Linked DNA regions of Homo sapiens: region 2 is linked to region 1. A link is a contact called in ENCODE Hi-C or POLR2A ChIA-PET data. All regions are on one chromosome and are shown on one strand. The core of a region is the stretch at or near the end of the contact, and the rest is flanking DNA. Distances in the headings are between cores, read along the strand shown.

Region 1 (6,915 bases), core at 2,245-4,744:
TATAAAAAGGATTATAATACTATGAACAACGTTAGGCCAACAAATTAGACAACTTACATGAAATGGACGTATTCCTAGAAAGATGCAAACTACCACAACCAACTCAAGAAGAAATAGAAAATCATAGTAGACTTATAACAAGAGATTGAATTAGTAATTTAAAAGCTACCTACAAAGGAAAGCCCAGGCCTAGGTGACTTCACTGCTAGACTCTATCAGACAGTTAAAGAAGAGTTAATACAAATTCTTCACAAACACTTCCAAAAAATAGAAAAGGAGGGAACACTTCCCAGCTTATTTTACGAGGCCAGTTATATCCTGATAGCAAAACCAAAGACATTACAAGAAAACTACAGACCAATATCTCTAAGGAATATAGACATAAAAATATGCAACAAAATACTAGCAAACTGAATGTGGCAATATATAAAAAGAATTATACACCATGGCTAAGTGGGATTTATACCAAGAATGCAAGGTTGATTTCATGTCCCAAAATCAATCAATGTAATACACTGTATCTTTGGGAGGCTGAGGCAGGCAGATCATGAGGTCAAGAGAAAGAGACCATCCTGGCCAACATGGTGAAACCCCGTCTCTACTAAAAATATAAAAATTACCTGGGCGTGGTGGCACGTGCCTGTAATCCCAGCTACTCGGGAGTTGAGGCAAGAGAATTGCTTGAATCCAGGAGGCGGAGGTTGCAGTGCGCTGAGATCACACCACTGCACTCTAGCCTAATGACAGAGCAAGACTCCGTCTCAAAAAAAAAAAAAAAAAAAAAACAAAAAAAACACCATATCAATAGAGTAAAGGACAAAAACCACATGGTCATTTCAATAAATGCAGAAAAAGGATTTGTCAAAATTCAACACTTCTTCAAGATAAAAACAGACGACCTTCTAGGAATAGAAGGAAACTTCCTCACCTGTATAAAAGGCAACTATTTAGAATTCACATTAACATCATACTTAGTGGTAAAAGACAACGCTTTTCTCCTAAGAACAGGAACAAGATAAGTATGTTTGGCCACTCTTGCCATTTCTATTCAACATTGTAATGGAGGTCTAGTGTCTTAGCTTGGGCTGCCATAATAAAATATCATAGACTGGGTGGCTTAAACAATAGAAATTTATTTTCTCACAAATTTAGGAAGTTCTCATTGTACTCAAGGCAAGAAAACTCTGGACTAGGGTGTTGGCTGTTGAGATGGAAATTGGTGGTCAGATTCAGGATACGTTTTGAAGGTAACGTTTACAAGATTTGCTCATAGGTTACAAGAGGAGAAGGTGAAGAGAGAGAACAATAAAGAATTAACATGTACATGTTTGGCTAGAGAAACCTGGTGAACCTCGGGGCTCTTTAGTGGATGGAAGACCAGGAGAGGAAGAATCAAGAATTATCTTTTTTGGCCGTTTGATGTTTGAGCTTCTGAACCCCCAAAATCTGAGACAGGTCTCAGTCAATTTAGGAAGTTTATTTTGCCAAAATTAAGAATGCGCGCCCATGACATAGCCTGAGGAGGTGCTGAGGACATGTGCCTAAGGTGGGTGGAGCACAGCTTGATTTTATATTATATATTTTAGGGAGACATGAGACATCAATCAACATATGTAAGATGAACATTGTATTGGCCTGGAAAGGTGGGACAACTCAAAGCAAAGGCGGGACAAACTCGAAGCCAGGAAGGGGCTTCCAGGTCATAGGTGGGTAAGAGACAAATGGTGGCATTCTTCTAAGTTTCTGATTAGCCTTCCAAAGGAGGCAATCAGATATGCATTTATCTCAGTGAGAAGAAGGATGAGAGGCAGGTTTGCCCTAAGCAGTTCCCAGCTTGACTTTTCCCTTTAGCTTAATGATTTTGGGGCCCCAAGATTTCTTTTCCTTTCACCAGCTATTACATACCCAAGAGATGTTTAGCAAGGAGTTGAATACATATGCCTGTAGTTCCCAGAAGGATCAGAGTCTGAATGATATACAGTTGAATACATATGCCTGTAGTTCCCAGAAAGATCAGAGTCTGAATGATATACAGTTGAATACATATGCCTGTAGTTCCCAGAAAGATGAGAGCCTGATGATATGAAGAGAAAGGTGGCGGGAGATGGGGGGCGGGGGGCAGTAAAGCATCCTGGAGATGCCGATGTCCGGAAGTAAAGGAGGACCAGCCAAGAAGTTTGAGAAGAATCAGCTACTGTAGGACAGAAAAAAAAGCGAGCTGCCCAGACAGCAAGATAGTAAAGTGTTTCAAGGGTGTGGTAGAATGGGGCTAGGAGTCATGCTAGATGCATTGAGAAGAAACAATTGGGATTTATCTTGCTGGTCGCTGGTGTCCTTGAGAGGGCTATTCAGTGGAGGGGTGGGGAAGGGGACTAATTGGGGTTAATTAAGTTGAAAAGGTGAGGTAAGATAGTGGCAACTATTTCCTTGAGACTTAGTCTCTCTCTATAGCCCAGATTGGAGTGCAGTGGAATGATCTCGGTTCACTGCAACCTCCGCCTCCCGGGTTCAAGCGATTCTCCTGCCTCAGCCTCCTGAGTAGCTGGGACTACAGGCGCCTGCCACCACGCCTGGCTAATTTTTGTATTTTTAGTAGAGACGGGGTTTCACTATGTTGGTCAGGCTGGTCACAAACTCCTGACCTCAAGTGATCCGCCTGCCTTGGCCTCCCTGTTTTGCTAGGATTACAGGCGTGAGCCACCGCACCTGCAACTATTTTCATTTGACTGATGGGGCAGTGCACATTTTGGTTTGCATTTGTATTTACGAATGTTTGAGAGAAAAAACTCAAATATCTTACAAGCCTATGTGTCTGGTTCCATTTTGAAGTACTGACCTAGGATCTCTGTACCTACTGAATTTTTTTTGAGAGATAACATACACCTGAAAGTGCATAAAGTGCACTGTCTTAAAATGTACAGCTTGATCCTTCTTTAAAAAAAATCATATACGTACGCCCATGTAACTACTGTTCATATCTAGATGTTGAACACCTCCAACACATCCAACATAACCATAATGTTCCTCTGCACCTTCCCTGTCTATAATCTCTCAGAAGTAAACCAATATTCCGACTCCTATAAAATCCATTAGCTTTACTACATGTTTCAAAGAAAACAAATGAGAACTCTGAAGGACATTTAATTGGAAAACTGCTTTAGCACATTATAAACTTACCAATTTGCTTGTAAACGCTAACCATTTGGCGCCAAAATCCTGGGAGGGTCTTTTAAACCGTTCTTCCTCAAAGCACCGCCCCACTTTTTACACCACGCCTCCTTTTGCTCTGTTCCTTCCCCCACAATATTGGGACACCCTAGGCGGTAGAAGCAGCCGCTTTTCTGTCATGCGCATTGCGGAGAGTCGTTCTTCCCTCTTTCCCGACTTCACCACTCACTGGGATCAGACCCCTGTCATGCGCATTGAGAGTCCTCTAGACAGGCGCTCCTCGCAGCACCGTAGTGCGCTTGCGCTGAGCAGCCCGCGAGGGCGGAAGTGGGAGCTGCGACCGCGCTCCCTGTGAGGTGGGCAAGCGGCGAAATGGCGCCCTCCGGGAGTCTTGCAGTTCCCCTGGCAGTCCTGGTGCTGTTGCTTTGGGGTGCTCCCTGGACGCACGGGCGGCGGAGCAACGTTCGCGTCATCACGGACGAGAACTGGAGAGAACTGCTGGAAGGAGACTGGATGATAGAATTGTGAGTGCGGGGCGGCCAGGGTCCTACGTCCGTGCCTGGACACACGACTTCACCCCGCACGTTCCTCGTGCGGGTCGCAGGCTCCCCAGGACTGCGCCTCCGAGTTGCGGAGCGAGCGTCCCCGACTTCTGCAGCTCCCCAAACTCTTGGGATCTGCCGCCAGCTTGGTCCCACCCCCTCGTCTCTTACCCGTGAATGTTAAGTTTCTTCTGGGGTGCACCCTCGTTTCGTTTCTTGGGTTGTGGTGCGCCCAAAGGGTTAGTGCCAATGCGAATTCTGACATTTTTCATGACTTTGAGGATGCGACTGGGGCGCGGGGAGGGAGGTGTCCGACTCGTGTCTAAGTAGTTAAAGTGATTCTTCACAGACTTCTACACTTATTTTCACCACATTTTACATAAGAGAATATTGAGCAAAATTTCTCCTCTCGTTTTGTCTGTCCTTAAAAGATAGTCTCTTTATGGTGTTGGAATTTGGCGCTTTTAAGCTTTTTTTAATGGATTGGGTACGTTTCTTTTTTATTGTAAATACTGAGTCAATTCAAGTTGGGTTATTTTTAAGTTTTCGTTTTCTCTTTTTGCCTCCTCTTTTGCTTTCTCTTTTTTTCACTCCTCATCTCATTTTTCCTTTGGGTGTCTTTGTAGTGTAGAGAATACCTTGGGTTGTGACTCCTAGGTCTTTGTAAATGGTATTACATTAAAAGATAATGTATTAATGTATACACTCTCAAGAGCGCCAGGTCATCATTTATTGCTCGAACGAAATCATGTATTTTGTGTGGTGATTTCAATTTAATAATATCTGTTCTGCCGCGGTGGGAAATAAAGTATCTGTCTTTGCTTTAGATGCTAAGTCGTTGTTGATGGTGGTATTATACATATTAGCAGTATTTACTGATAATAGTAAAAGCATAATTATTAACAGTGTACTGGACACCACTAAGCACCTTTACACGAATACCATATTTAATTCCCTACAAATTCTCTATGACAGGTGTTTTTCACGTTTTACAAATGAGTAACAAGATACCTAAATACTTTAGTTAACCTATGCAGATATTGCTGTGCTGGCTTTCTTTGGGTCTTCAGAGTAGGCATACAATAATTGTTGTTAGAACACCTTCTTCTTTAAAAAGGTTCAGCTGGAAGTGGCGTACGCTACCCAGGAGATTGAGGTATGAGGATGACTTGAGCCCAGGGGTTCAAGAGATCCTGGGCAACTAGCAAAATAAATAAGTAAATAAATAAAAATGAAAAGACAACAGGGTTCAGGTGAGTGTTTTCTTGTGTCACGAATACAGCAAGGGTTGTCAAGTTAAGGAGGCCAGTGAAAGTGACATCCCCAAGGGAGAACCCAGAAGGCTAAATCAGTAAGTCCTGTGTTATTTTTTAAAAAAACAAAACTGGCCGGCGCGGTGGCTCACGCCTGTAATCCCAGCACTTTGGGAGGCCGAGGCCGGTGGATCACGAGGTGAGGAGATCGAGACCATCCTGGCTAACACGGTGAAACGCCGTTTGTACTAAAAATACAAAAAATTACCTGGGCGTGGTGGCACGCGCCTGTAGTCCCAGCTACTCGGGAGGCTGAGGCAGAAGAATCGCTTGAATCTGGGAGTCAGAGGTTGCAGTGAGCCGAGGTCGCACCACTGCACTCCAGCCTGGGCGACAGAGTGAGACTCAATCTCAAAAAAAAAGTAGAACATTTATATGGAGGGTAAGATAAAGGGAAATTTTCATAGTATGCATGTAGTCTGCAATTCTGAAATGAATTTTCATTCAGGCACCATTGAAAGCTTCAGGGGAGAGGAACTGTGACACTTTTTCAGTCATCATCATGAGTAACTTGTTTTAGATCGTGCCTGTAAAATAGTGTTATAAGCAATATATTAAGCAATAGTGATCGTGTGTGTATATGCAAAATACAGTCAAGTATTACTCAAGGATATTTTTTAACTCATTATGGTCCAACTATATAAATACAGCAATCAGAAGTAGTATTAAGGAGAACAAGACTAACAAAACATTGAGTATGAGGTAAATCCACATTGGAGCATCTATCTGAAATTATGCTATAGAGTAGTAGTTTTTCTTTTTCCTTAAGTAGAGATTCTAAAGTAAGTTTTTAGAAAGCAACTGACAGCCTGGGCAACATGGCAAAAACCAGTCTCTACAAAAAAATACGAAAAATTAGCTGGGCGTGTGGGCAGGCATCTGTAGTCCCAGCTACTTGGGCTGAGGTGGGAGGATGTCTTGAGCCCGGGAGGTTGAGGTTGCAGTGAGCCCAGATGGCGCCACTGCCCTCCAGCCTGGGTAACAAAGCGAGACCCTGTTTCAAAAAATAAAAAAGCAACTGAGCAACAAAACGAACCTGAAAAAGAAGGACTCTAGTAGTTTTAGTAATAGTCTGCTCCTAATTACAAGTGAATTATCTACAGTAAATCCATTTCTGCTCAGAAGTTTTGTCATGGAGATATTTTCATTGTAATACGATTTATTGTTAGGAGCTTGGCTTTTATACTACCAGTTTGTCTTGTTCTACAATGTCTATTTTAGGAGTTTGGTTTTCATAAAACAAGTGAAGAAAATGTGAAGTACAGAAAGTATAGTTTTGTGTTTAACTGCTTTAGGCTTTATTCTTCCTGGTTCTGTTAAAAAAAAAAAAAAAAAAAGAACAACCCTGTGGTGTATTATAAGATAAAATACAATAAAGTGGAAAAATAAGATCCTCAGGAGATAATACCAGAGGAGTAATTTAAATGCTAATATGCTTGCATTTGTAAATCCAAGGTCTTGGAAACAGGATGACCTAACTGGCCAAGAGTTTTGTTTGGCCTGCTTAGTATTTGTGTGTGGGTTATTTTTTGAGGTAACATTCTCATATAAAAATGCAGCTCTCCATCTTCTTTTAAATATGAATAGCCAGCCTTAGTGTGCCAGCATCCTTAGTGGCAATCCTACTTAATAATGGTTGCCACTTTAAGATGGAATATGTGCTTTCTTATTCACCACAGCCCAGGACACTTCTGTTTTTCCAACACCTTGCATTTGTGACTCTGCATTATAAATTATTAAAATTGGTAAGCTCTAACTTTGGTCTTGAGCTTTCTGGTGGCCACACCGTTAATAGAGAAATGCAAAAGTTTTCTAAAGAGCTGTTTTGCATGTGAAAAAATCCTGTGTCTTATTCTCAGAATTTTATTTGATTAGCATCATCAGTTCATCAT
Region 2 (6,915 bases), core at 2,906-5,405, 2.4 Mb after region 1:
TCTTGCCTCCTCTACCCTTGGCTCCGGCTATCCAACCTGTTTCTCCATCCTTCAACTTGCCCTTAACCTTCCTTTTTCTGTGTTTTTGTGTGTTCCATTCTCTTCAGCTGGAATGCTCTTCTTCCCACTTGTCCATCTTGGCAGACCTCTGCTTATAACCCAGAAATATTACTTTCTCTGGGAATGCTATGCCAACTGCCCCAAATGGATATAGTCACTCCTCTTGGTTCCCATAGTGGTGTAGTGTAAATATCAGAGCAGTGGTGTCTTAGGGCAGACCCTCTGATCTGTGCTAAAGTGTTTATGAATGTATTAGTCAGGGTTCTCTAGAGGGACAAAACTAATAGGATACATGCATATATGAAGGGGAGTTTATTAGGGGAATTGACTCACATGATCACAAGGTGAAGTCCCACAATAGGCCATCTGCAAGCTGAGGAGCAAGGAAGCCAGTCTGAGTCCCAAAACCTCAGAAGTAGGGAAGCCAACAGTGCAGTCTTCAGTGTGTGGCCAAAAGCCAGAGAGCCCTTGGCAAACCACTGGTATAAGTCCAAGAGTCCAAACGGTGAAGAACTTGGAGTCTGATATTTGAGGACCGGAAGCATCAAGCATGGGAGAAAGATGAAGGCCAGAAGACTTAGCTAGTCTTGTCTTTCCATGTTCTTCTGCCTGCTTTTATTCTGGCCATCCTGGAAGCCAATTAGATTGTGTCCACCCAGATTGTGGGTGGGTCTGCCTTTCCCAGTCCACTGACTCAAATGTTAATCTTCTTTGGCAACACCATCACAGACACACCCAGGAACAATACTTTGCATCCTTCAATGCAATCAAGTTGACACTCAATATAATATTAACCATCACAATGAGGAAATTCCCAAAGGAAACTGGGAAAGTAGTGGGGAGGGGTGCACAGAGGTGAGGGGAAGGAGGAAGCCAAGGGAGTGTACAATCACAGACAAATTCGATCATCTTTTGCCCAATCTGCAGGCAAAGTCAATAATTATACATCAGGCCTCAGAGTTGTCCTAACCTAAGGCAAAGGAACTGGAGTTTTCATACCCTCATATCCAGCAGGTATGGGTCAAGAACCACCCCAGGGGACATGCACTCCCTAAGACACTTTGGTTTCTCCATTTGTGTGGGCAAAGGAGACTCAAAAGATAGTTCTCCAAGAAAGAGTGCAGGTGTTGGCTGTAGGAAGTGAAGCCCATGTGTGTGGGAATGGCAGTAAACTGTGGAGGTGGGGTGGAGCAAGCAGTACAGAAATGTTGAGAAATGATCCTGAAGTGATCCCCTGAGGGGGTGGGGTGGGAGTGACAGAATTGGGTCTATCTGGGTTGCAAACTCAGATCTATCTTTTCCTAGAAAAGTGACCTAATTGTTTTCAGCCTCATTTTCCTCCTCTGTAAAATTTAGAAAATAATTGTATATAACTCTTAGGCTTAAGGTAAGCTTTTTTTTTTTTTTTTTTTTTGACAGAGTTTTGTTCTTGTCATCTAGGCTGAAGTGCAATGGCTGTATTTTGGCTCACTGCAATCTCCACCTCCCTGGTTGAAGCTATTCTCCCGCCTCAGCCTCCTGAGTAGCTGGGATTACAGGTGCGAGCCACCATGCCCAGCTGATTTTTATTTTCAGTAGAGATAGGGTTTCACTATGTTGGCCAGGCTGGTCTCGAACTCCTGACCTCGGGTGATCCACCCGCCTCGGCCTCCCAAAGTTCTGGGATTGCAGGCATGAGCCAACATGCCCAGCCGTGGCTTAAAGTAAAAGTTAAAAAGGATAATGTACTTAAAGTATTTAGCATAGTGTAGGGTACCTAGTAAAAAGTCTAAATATTGCAGACATTATTATAACATTATATTTTATTGTGATTACATATCCAATTCCTCCATCAGACTTGAGATTCTCCAGGGAGGAACCTACTCTATTAGTCTTCCAATCGCTGGCACCTAAGCCAATGCCTGACCCAGAGTAGCTGTCTAAACAATATTTCTTGAGTAAATGAATAGTGTTCCACTTTGAACCTAATCTCTCTTAAAATCTCTGATGCTATAATCCACTGAAATGCTCTATTCATGTGGCTATTTTGCCAGTTAGACCATAAGGGTAGGAGGGTTTCTTATTCTTTTTTGATTGCCTTAAATGTAGCACAACCTGGTACATGACAGTTGCTAAATAATTGTTTGTTGAACTGATGTTTGTTGGGTAAAGGTCCACCATGTTCCAAGGGTAAGACCATTATGAAACCTTAAGGGATATTTTCTCTACTTTAGAGTTTGTTTGCAGACAGTGGTCTCAGATCCCTTATGGTTCAGTACAGGAAAACAGAAACCACTGTAGGTTTTTCATGCAGGATGTGATTTAATAGAGGGAATTAGGTGCTATGGTAGGCAGAATTTATCAAATGGTTCCCCAAAAATCTTATACTGTAATTCTATAAGCTGTAAGTATGCTAATATAACACTCCTGTGATATATTATATGACTCAGTTTAAGAAAAGGAGATTATCTAAGGGGCCTGATCTAATCACATGAGCCCTTAAAAGCAGGCAGCTTTCTCCTCGTAAAGGAAAAGCAAATCAGAGTTAAAGTGTGGGGATGGATTTGACACAAGGATTCTGCTGCTGGCTGTGATGTTGTGAGAAGGACTCCACGTGGAGGATGCAGGAGGCCTTGTGGGAAGGAACGTAGGTGGCTTTAAGGAGTTGAGAGAGGCCCCTGGTTGATGTTAGCAAGGAAAGGGGAATGTCAGTCCTAAAAGCAGGAGGAAGTAAATTCTTCCAACCACATGAATGAACTTGGATGTAGATTCTTTCCAGCGCCTCCAGATAAGAGCTCAATCTGACTGACCCCTTGATTTCAGCCCTGTGAGAACCCAGAGTAGAGAACCAAGTTGAGCTCACCTGCTCTACGGAAGTGTGTGATAAGTGTTGTTTTAAGGTGCTAAGTTTGTGATAATTTGCTATATAAATTTTTTTAGTAAAATGAAATTGCTGCAACTTCCATTGCCTTCCATTGCCTGAAACAAATAGGAATAGAAAGCAAATATGAGTGCTTACTACATTGCAGAAAAGACTAGAACCAAGAAAGTACTATGCTGTGGAAAAGACTAGAACCAAGAAAGTAAGGTGGATTACTCTTAGCTTTCAGGTTATGTCACACAGGTTGCCACCTGAGGTCAGGAAATAATAACTGGCCCACAGCCTTGAAGCTGGTGCCTAGAGGTGACCAGCCAGCTACTATGTTGGTCACATCTGTGGGAGCTCATACTCAAGTCACCACCACCACCATTGACAGAGGAAGAGGCATCTCTTGCTCTCTTTCCCCTTACAGATATCTCACAAATGAATTTCATTGTCAAATGTAAGTCAAATTCAGAACCTTGGTGGAAAGCAAATCTGGGATATGTAGTTCCCAGGCTTCTGGTGCCTGAGATAAAGGGGAACATATATAAAGGTGGGGGGGGATAATGCTGATTGACCATGAATTTTACCCAATATGGCTCTTCAGACTTTCAAGATCCCTTTAAGTCAGCATTCTCATAGGAGTTATTATTTTCATTTTACAGACCAGAAGACTGAGCTTCAATTGGGTTAAGTATCTTGCCAAAGTTTCATAAATGGTATGTAGCAAAACCGAGAGTAGAACTAAATCTCTTTCTCCCCAAGCCTACATTTTTCAGGCTCTGCAGCTGGCGATGGCCTGCAGATGGAATTTATATTATTGGCTGACAATTGGGCCATGTAGACTCAACTGAGAAGGCAATGGAAGTTGCAGCAATTTCATTTTATTAAAAAAAAAGTTCTCCTGGTAAAGGGCTGCTATTAGACTCTTGGAATCCTGTCCAGCTTCATCTTCTCCTCCCTTCTGTCATCCAAGCTTCCTCCTTGGCCCACATTCCCTAACTTTGCACACAAACCTTGCAATGTATGCTCTGATTTCTGGGTTAAATTTGGTGAAGGGCATCCCCTGCTGTCCTTTTACCTGGTGAATACATGGAATTGGCCCTTCTCCTCTGCGTTTAGGGTCTCACTGCCCTCCCTCATTAGTTGGGATCTGGCGCTGGGCTATGAGCAGCATCAGTAGTATCCTCTACTAAAGGGAATCATGTAGCATTTCCCCCAGACAGCTCTATCTTCCCTGCATACCAATCCAATTACAAACAAATTGGGCCACAGGCTCAAGCATGAGAGCAATTTGGCCTTCTCTCCTCTACTGCTGACAGCTTTAAATCTGCTCCCTTTAAAAACTCAACTCCAGGAGGGGATTTTAGCACCCAAGCTTAAGAGCAGTGGGTGCAATTATCCCAAATATCAGGGTGCCGAGAGACTTAGAGGAAGAGCTCCAGATAATATTTTTCAGGGAAAAAAAAATTAAAGAGACAGGTTCTTTGGGATTTCCCCATGGCTGCAGGTTAGAGTCTTGGAGGCTGGTCTTTGCAGGTCTGTTATTAACTTGGCCTGACTTGATCGGCTCTCTCTGGATTCCCTTTTCCTCTCTGGCTGGTTGCCTTTTCTCTCCTGGACTCTGCCTTAGTGGTGAGGAATTCATTCCTAGGTTTCTGGAGGGAGAGAAAGAATGTTTCAGCTGTCTTTACTATGCCTTAAAAGACATAGTTTTTTTTTTTTGAAACATATGCTCATAGTTTGATAGAGCTGAACTCACATAAAAGCAGAGCATCTTCATATGGGGTGACAAGTGGACAGCCCACCTCTTCAGAAAGCCCAGGATCAGCCAGGCTTTCTCCCCATGATGAATCCCATGGGCAAGCTGCTGGGGGAGTTGTGTGAATTTGCTCCTTCTGCCTTTTAAAATGTCCATTTAAATGTACTTTAAATTGAAAATCCAACGTAACTAGAAAGAAAAACAGATATGAAGTAAGATTGTACATGTAGGGTTTTTTTTAATCAAAATTTTCCAAGTTCAGGTTTTCTTGAACTGTAATTATTGTGGGTTACATCTTGGCATTGATGCTTAACGTGCTACCTCCCTTTCCTTTGCCTTTTTGAGGGAAAGATCATTTGCCATTTTCTATCATCACACCAGCCACACTTTCCACATGAGGACCCACTGGGGTTTCTAGGGAAATTCACTTGAGTGAGGTGCCCAGCTGGCTGTGAGGCTGGGGCATTTCCCTTTTCATCCCCCATCAGGGGGGCCTCTCCTACACAAAGTTTGCCTCTCCCACACCACTCTTCTTTTCCCAGAGGTGTCTCCAGTGATTTCTAGGATGATCTAGAAGAACTTACTGAGATCTTTAAATAGTGAAGTGAAGTGGGTAGGTGCATTCTCTGCTCTCATGGAGTCTAGGGCCCCAGAGGGAAGCAGATAGGTATGGCTATTGCAGGAAGTAAAAGCAGTGCTGGGATGGGAAGAAAGGTGCCAGGAGAGCATGACAACAGGGTACGTAACCCCAGCTTAGCAGGAAGACTTCCTAGAAGAAAAGGCCATCAAGCATAAATATGTTAATAACATTGCCACAGTCTCTGTGACGGGTGTCAGAAACTGACTCAAGTAGAGAATAAAAGTGAGTGTCGCTAAGGGGAAATCCATCAAGGGAGAGCCTTCATGGGATCCACTTGGATGGACTGCAACAGTACCATGGCCATGCCAATGGACTGTGCAGCTGCACTTTGATGGCCTTTGACTCTCCATCACTAAGTCAGTCAAAGGGCCAGAGCTCCTCCTCCTTTATTTCCTGTCTCTCTTAAGCAACAGCTGTGTAACTCAGTGCCTCTTGATGGGGAAATGTTGAATAGGAGAGAGGAATCCCTAGAGGTCTGTGTGGTGAGGGGAGTGGGAGATGAGGCTGGATTTTCCTTCGGCTCAGTTATGGCACCTGCCTCACTTCATCTGAGCTTTCAGCCCTCAGGTCATGATAGAAAAGAAGATGCTGGGATCATCCTGTCAAACTGTCAAATTTGGGGGTGAATGAAATATTCACTAGGGAGCTCCAAGAAGCCAGAAAACTCGTATTTACTTTCAACTGGGGAGAATTTGAACCTATGTCTCCAGATTTGTAAGTCCAGGATATTAATTCATTGTGACATCTGGTCCTTCTCTTTGATATTTTAAAAATAGGCTAGAAATAGAATTGTGAATCCATGCTCCAAAGATTCTGGGAAAGAATGCAACTCTGAATGTATCTTGTTTATCCAGCAGGTCTGGTCATTTGTGTAACACGATATTTCATCCATTAGATGCTGTAAGCCAAATTCTAGTGCAGGGTTTCCATTTTGTTTAAATTGTCTATGAAAGAAAAGAATGTGGGAATGTCTGTCTTGCCATTTTCAAGGACTGTGGTGGCACCAGTAGCTGGCTTCTGGCTTCTAGTTTTTGCTACAGCCACTGGAAAATTTAGGACTCTCTCACAATCCTAAAGGCTGGGAACTAGAAAGAAAATTCAGCAGTATGTAACAAGAGCCATAATGATGTGCTCTTTGTTCCAATCAATCCACTCCTGTGAATGTCAAAGAAATGTCACTCGACAGACCCACAAATCTACATTCTCAAAGATGTTCCTCTAGAATTATTTTGTAAAAGGGAAAAAAAATGTAAAAACCACCAACATGTTCAACATTATGGACTGTTTTAAAAATGAGGGCACATTAACTTGAAGAAATATTATGCAGTCCTAAGATAATTATGAAAGCTATGCACATTCACAAATGTCTCTTGGATGGCTGCCATATGCCAGTGCTATTATATAGTATAGAAATATGCAGATTGCAAATCTACGTACTCTATGATATTAGCTACGTAAAAGATGTGTGCTGAGGGGAGAAAATCTGCAGAAATGTTATTAGTAGATAGGGTTATGGATGATTGTATGTTGTTTAATAAATTTGTTACATTGTCTTAAGTGTCAACGGATGTAAACAAATTATGATAAGAGTACAGAAGAAGGTGCTGCTAG

The links. A loop is a pair of places that touch in the nucleus more often than their neighbours do. ChIA-PET counts read pairs that join two places held with the same protein, here RNA polymerase II (POLR2A). Pooled maps may share reads with other maps.
Region 2: a loop to region 1 is called in a map with no recorded cell type, with 4 times the contacts of the local background. The contact joins the enhancer-like site here to the promoter of TMX1 in region 1. A Hi-C loop is called at or near these places in 1 of 37 single-sample maps with no recorded cell type and 3 of 50 pooled maps. POLR2A ChIA-PET finds 5 or more read pairs at or near these places in 1 of 52 experiments (OCI-LY7).

What each region holds. Positions count from the first base shown.
Region 1 is chr14:51,236,753-51,243,667 of GRCh38, forward strand. TMX1 (thioredoxin related transmembrane protein 1) reads left to right here and starts at 3,495. Exons shown (of 8, transcript NM_030755.5): 1 at 3,495-3,692. The coding sequence starts at 3,541. RefSeq lists a silencer at 3,331-3,673 and an enhancer at 3,534-3,773.
Region 2 is chr14:53,616,001-53,622,915 of GRCh38, forward strand. All of the region lies in intron 2 of LOC105370504 (a long non-coding RNA gene), which reads left to right. Among named protein-coding and RNA genes, the nearest start is that of LINC02331, 230 kb to the right of the region's middle. RefSeq lists a silencer at 5,624-5,693. Within about 2 kb of position 4,156, at least 2 of the 41 ENCODE cell types and tissues checked have a DNase peak (open chromatin) inside an H3K27ac peak, as active enhancers do.